Linked DNA regions of Homo sapiens: region 2 is linked to region 1. Evidence: chromatin loops called from intact Hi-C (ENCODE). Cell type or tissue: breast epithelium. All regions are shown on one strand. Links, peaks and the distances in the headings refer to the core of each region. The heading gives the core; the rest is flanking DNA. Region 1 overlaps CACNA1C (calcium voltage-gated channel subunit alpha1 C). Region 2 overlaps CACNA1C (calcium voltage-gated channel subunit alpha1 C).

Evidence for each region. A loop is a pair of places that touch in the nucleus more often than their neighbours do. Peaks named below come from ENCODE experiments on the same cell type or tissue, not always from the same donor. Only the 100,000 strongest peaks of a DNase experiment are listed, where the experiment ranks them.
Region 2: it touches region 1 in a loop (17-fold over the local background); 2 of 110 quality-filtered maps call a loop at or near these places.

Annotation. Positions count from the first base shown.
Region 1 is chr12:2,639,437-2,642,339 of GRCh38, reverse strand. The region is part of intron 30 of CACNA1C (calcium voltage-gated channel subunit alpha1 C); the gene reads right to left. Among named protein-coding and RNA genes, the nearest start is that of CACNA1C-AS2, 31 kb to the left of the region's middle. In breast epithelium, for the core only: no CTCF peak of the experiment used is centred there; no DNase peak of the experiment used is centred there; H3K27ac peaks cover 1,181 bases.
Region 2 is chr12:2,571,260-2,574,162 of GRCh38, reverse strand. The region is part of intron 13 of CACNA1C (calcium voltage-gated channel subunit alpha1 C); the gene reads right to left. Among named protein-coding and RNA genes, the nearest start is that of CACNA1C-AS2, 100 kb to the left of the region's middle. In breast epithelium, for the core only: no CTCF peak of the experiment used is centred there; no DNase peak of the experiment used is centred there.

The DNA of each region.
Region 1 (2,903 bases), core at 146-2,645:
CTTACACGGAGGGGAAGGGAACAGAGGGCCGTATGTGGGTTGATAAGATGAGAACAGGAAAGGAAAGAGCATTTGAGGGAAACAAAAAGTGACACAGTTTGGGGCAGAAGGCAGAGGGCAAGGGGAGCCTGGATGGGTCAGAGCCGCATCAGGACCTCGGCAATCTCACACAGCTGAATTAACAACCCAAATTGGATGCCTATAAAAAAACAGGTTCCCATGACCTTTCGGGTCAAACCTGCAGGGTACTTCTCAAGGCAAAAGCTTTTGAGAAGACTTGCTGCACCAGGCCACTTCTCAGGCCCGTCTCTCTGTCTGCACCCCCTCAACCCCACATCACACCAGTTCACACAACAAGCCTCGCCCTAGACCTTGAGATCCGGGGCATTCGGCCTCCTCCCAGGGGACTGCTGATGGTCAGATGCTTCATCCCACTTCTAGGAATGAGGGTGGCTCTGCTAACTCTCTCAAGGGCCAGCCATACTCTTAAGCAGAGTAGAAAACAGCCTTTGTGGGGGGATGGGGAGGGACCTCACAAAAGTAATCTCCCCACTCAGGGGTCACGTTGCTAAAGGCTCACCTGAGATACAATAAACATTCCACCTGCAGGTTGAGCATCGCCTTCTCTTCAAGGTACAATGATCTATTAGAAGGGCAGCTCACTGAGTTGCTACCACCCAGCATGAATGACTGTGCTGGAATCACTTCATTTTGAAACAAGGCATCTTGGTAGCATTAGGTTTGTTGGGGGTGGGGGCTGTTGCCGAAAGTGGGAAGAAGCTGGAAGGGACTCCGAGGGCAACAGGAGGCTCCAGCAATGAGAAGGGGGGCTGGAGGGAGATGTCAAGGATAACCTCTGCCCCACCCAGCTGTCCTGAGACCACGGAACTTGATTTAATCTATGTGTCCTAGAACCAGCTCAGGCCACACCCACCAATGTCATCTAGACAATGGTTGGCAACAGCACCCACTGGAGCCCCCTACTGACCGGGAGTTCCGGTCAGCTTGCTGTGAAAAACCTGTGAAAATGAGCAAGCTGTTTCCTGCCTCTGGCCTTTTGTGTCCTCATCTAGAAAATTTGTATATCCTCAAGCAACATCACACAGCGGGTGCTCAAGGTACCTTTGAGGAATAAACAAATAAGGGTTTGGGCTAGGTGGTCTCTAAGGTGTGTACACCCTAATGTCCTTGGACAAATCTGCTTTCTGACCACATCTCTCTACCCTCCTTCCTCATCACAGCTATGGGCAGTGGGGGGCACTCAGCCTTGCCTTTCTTGTGCCCATTCTGGCCCCTTCTCTGCCATGGCAGGGGGCAGGAGGCGTGGTTACAGCCACAAAGGCAGACAGAGACAGCCAGGCCCACTGTCCAACGCAAGCACTGTGGGTTGCAGGCCGAGAGAGAGGGCTGGAGTCGTGCAGGCTGAGCTGACTCACCCCTGAGGGGGTGGACGTGCAGCAAGTAGCTCTCTCTATGACTCAGGACTGACTGCTTTTCCTCCATCCTTCCAGGACCCAGAGCCAGAGAGGAGCCCGGCTTGCTTGTGATTGTTGTGGAGAGTAGTGAGTGACAGTTATAGGAAGTTGTGCCTGGGGGCCTATGGTGGAAAGATACTAAGGTAGAAAGGCTTTCAGGGCCTGAAGGTGGGGAAGACTTGGGACCAGTATCCCGACATGCTGATCCCTGGACACTCTCTGCCCTGCCTTGTCGCTGCTTGCTCCTTCTGGCCCCCCTCCTCCCAGTCTCTTTCTTCAGCTGCAGATGCAGATGCCAACTGGGCAAAGGGAGTGGTGCTGCTCTGCGCCTCCTGGCGTTTGCCTTCTGTTCCCTGTAACCAGAGACACGGATCCGGGTGTGTAGCCTGCATTCTGTCTGAGCATCCCAGGGGGATCCCAGGCTTTGTGGATCCAGCATCCGCAGCATCAACCGACACAGAGAAGTCAAGTCAGGCAGCTCCGCCCCAAGTCCCGTTGCCAGGAGGCACTGAATGAGGAGTGCAGGAGCCACTGGGCCCTGCCCTTCAGTGATGCCCAGGCCAGCCTGGCCCAGGGATTTAGCCAGCGGGCACTGTGAAATGCAAGAGCCAATTCTTGGACAGAAATGAGTTTGAATCCAAGATTTGCCTCCCATTCACCGTGTGGCCTTGGGCAGATGTTCGTCCTGTCTGAGCCTTGATTTCCTCATGTGGAGAGTAAGCACACGGGTTTCATCCGATCATGTGTATGGTGTCCTCAGCATGATGCCTGATCCGTGCTCATCAGGTCATCCTCATGTCGGTCCTCTTCTCATGTTCACAGCCAGTGCCACCTTCGCTTAGCTTTATTTCCCTGCTCTGGACACTCCTGTGCATCGTGCAAAGCCTCCAGCAATTCCTCCTGAGAGCTGTGCCCAGAAGCTCCAGGGCCAGTGTTCTTTCCCCTCCCTGTGCCTGCTCTGCTCCCCGAAGGTCTTTCTCCTGCTCCTTTTCTCTGGAGAATCTCCAGGTGAGCTCCACCAAAGCCAAGGGAGCCTGTCCTCCCTTGCTGCCCTTCAGCACTGTGGCTTCAGGGATTATCTCTATGCAGATGATTCCCTGGAGGAAGCATCCCCATGACACCATGGGCGCCTGATGACAGGAAACACCACCTCAGAACCCAGCAAGGCAATGGGGGCAATGAAGCATCCACCTCCAGCTGTCAGAAAATGCCCAAGTCAGAATCACTGCAGGCTAGAGTTGCAAGAGACCATCCTAAACCTCTCACTCCTCACTTTTGCATTCAAGGAAATTGAGGCCCAGAGAATGGAGTTCATTGCTCTAAGTCACCAGAGCTGGAAGCATAATCAAGGCTTCTTCATTGACAACTTGGGAATGTTTCTCTATGTCCATAATGCAGGAATTCAGGCTGCCCAGCACTTTCTATTGT
Region 2 (2,903 bases), core at 147-2,646, 68 kb after region 1:
CAGGAATCTTGTCTTCCTCAATCTTTTCTATAAAGTAATTTTCTTACAGTCTAGTACAGGCTTCCTGGCCTTTTTTTTGTCTTGAAACAATAGGATGAATGATATTCATACATGTAGCACATTCCCTAAGGTGTTCTCAACAAGAGGATGAATGATCTTCATACATGTAGCATACTCCCTAAGGTGTTCTCAGATTTTGACAAAACACAAAAAATGTCAGTATGTAAATAATTCATTTTCCTCATAATGATATATCAAAGACATCTGCTCCCTTCAGGCATCATGGATGAGTTGTAAGTCCACCCGGATCTCACCCATTCATAGAAGCATTTTGTAATGCAAGTGACAGAGTGATGCTATTATGTTACAAGGACAATATTAATTTGTTTTATTTTTTAAAGAAACTATTCACAAACTTTGGAATTTCAGCTCTCAGTAATAAATTATTTGCTATCACTATCCAGCTGCTCTGGATGTACCACTGTGTCATGACCTCAGGGTGAAGAACCATTGATTTAGATCCCTGTTCCCGACCCTTGGACCATGGGTCCTGGGTGAGGGAAGAGCAGCCTGGAATTCTAGAATTCTAGAAAGGGATCCATGAATCCATGTGTACACCAAGCATTATACTACTCTGAATAAACAGCCTTGTCTTGCATTCATATTACCACTTTTCAAACATACACAGATGTGTAGGAATTTAAATTTAAAAGCTTTGCTGAATTCATAGTAGTTCTTACCTTGATGTGTTTTCTCAGTCAAAAACTATCAAAAGTACCATCTTGACAGAATTAGAGACTACAGTATGGAGAAGACAGTGGAGATGTAAGAATCAAGTTTTTTGGCTGGGCAAGGTGGTCAGCCAAGTGAGAGGATCTCTTAAGTCCAGGAGTTCCAGACCTGCCTGGGCAATATAGTGAGACCCCATCTCTACAAAAAATAAAAATATTAGCCAGACATGGCACTTATAGTCCCAGTTACTTGGGAGGCTGAGACGAGGCTGGAGTATCACTTGAGCCCAGGAGTTTGAGGCTACAGTGAGCTATGATTATGCTACCACACTCCAGCCTAGGTGACAGAGTGAGATCCTGTCTTGAAAAAAGAAGAGGGAAGAGAAGAAGAAGAAGAAAAGGAAGAAGAAGGAGGAGGAGGAGGAGAAGAAGGAGGAGAAGGAAGAGGACAGGAGGAGGAGGAGGAGAGGAGGAAGAGGAAGAGGAGAAGGAGGAGGAGAGGAGGAGGAGGAAGAGGAGGAGGAGAAGGAGGAAGAAGAGGAGGAGAGGAGAAGAAGAAGAGAAGGAGGAGGAGGAGGAAGAGGAGGAGGAAGAGAAGGAGGAGGGGAGGAGGAGGAGAGGAGAAGGAGGAGAGGAGGAGGAGGAGGAGAGGAGAAGGAGGAACAGAAGAAGGAGGAGGAAGAGGAGAAGGAGCAGGAAGAGGAAGAGGAGGAGGAAGAGGAGGAGGAAGAGGAGAAGGAGGAAGAGAAGAAGGAGGAGGAAGAGGAGGAAGAGAGGAGGAGGAAGAGGAGAAGGAGGAGGAGAGGAGGAGGAGGAAGAGGAGAAGGAGGAGGAGAGGAGAAGGAGGAGGAGAGGAGAAGGAGGAGGAGAGGAGAAGGAGGAGGGGAGAAGGAGGAAGAGAAGAAGAAGGAGGAAGAGGAGAAGGAGCAGGAGAGGAGGAGGAGGAGGAAGAGGAGAAGGAGGAAGAGGAGGAGGAGGAAGAGGAGAAGGAGCAGGAAGAGGAAGAGGAGGAGGAACAGGAGGAGGAGGAAGAGAAGAAGGAGGAGGAAGAGGAGGAAGAGGAGAAGGAGGAGGAGAGGAGGAGGAGGAGGAAGAAGAGAAGGAGGAGGAAGAGGAGGAGGAGGAGGAGGAGGAATAATAATCAAGTTTTCCGATTGCATATGAAGGGCAGTATTTTAGGAGAAGAAAGCAGACCAAGAGCAGCAGTAGGAAATTAGGCCAGTGGTTCTTCAAGTGAGGTCGGTCATTGGACCACTAGCATGGAACTCTCCAGGAGTTGCTGGCCAAAATCTCTAGAGATGAGCTCCTTAATGAACTCCTTCATGGGTTCAGCTAAGTTTAAGAATTGCAATTACTGGTTCAGACTACATTGTAAAAAAAAAAAAAAAAAAAAAGAGAAGAAATTTCTTCTACATATGAGTAGCAGCAAGACATTGCAAAGTACTTTCCAAGATATTTTAAAAGAAGAAGGCATGCACTTGTCTGATGGCAGGACCATGCACAGATGACCCATTTCAAGGTTCAGCTGAAGGGACCACAATGTCCACTCCCAACCCATATTTTAGGCATTTTTCTTGGTCACTGTCACCCAGTCCCAAGGCTGGCGCTGGAGACGGACTTATGGGATCCCCCAACCTAATTAGTCTCTTTGTTGCTTTCCGAAAGCCCCCAGAGGCTTTGGAGACTTGAAAATAGGAAGATGACGGCCTTTGCCACAGTCACTTTCAATTAGACAATGATTTTTTCTGTTTATAGACTTCATAGAGATCTGAAAATACTACTACTCCTTCTTGTGGAGGGACTACAGGAAGCTCTCTGATTAAGATAGATTTTTAAAAATGGTTTCTTGGCAATATCTTCAGATTAGAAATAAATTGGTGATTAAAAATAGAATGAATGTTAAATCTTTTCAAGATGTCATAACAATATATAGCAGCAAGATTTCTTTTCTATAGAAATATATACATAAAAGCCCAAAACAGGGACTTTTGAGAATTATTTAAGAGGCATTGAAAACTGCAAGTTAAAAATAGTTTTACCAGACCCCAGGAGGAGCAAGTAGAATCGGCAATTATCTAACAAGAACCAGGGCATAAAGATCTTTTAAGTCCTGTCTCAGGGACCTAGACAAGAAGACAGGTCAGCTCTCAGCTCTGCAGTGCATGGCAGTGG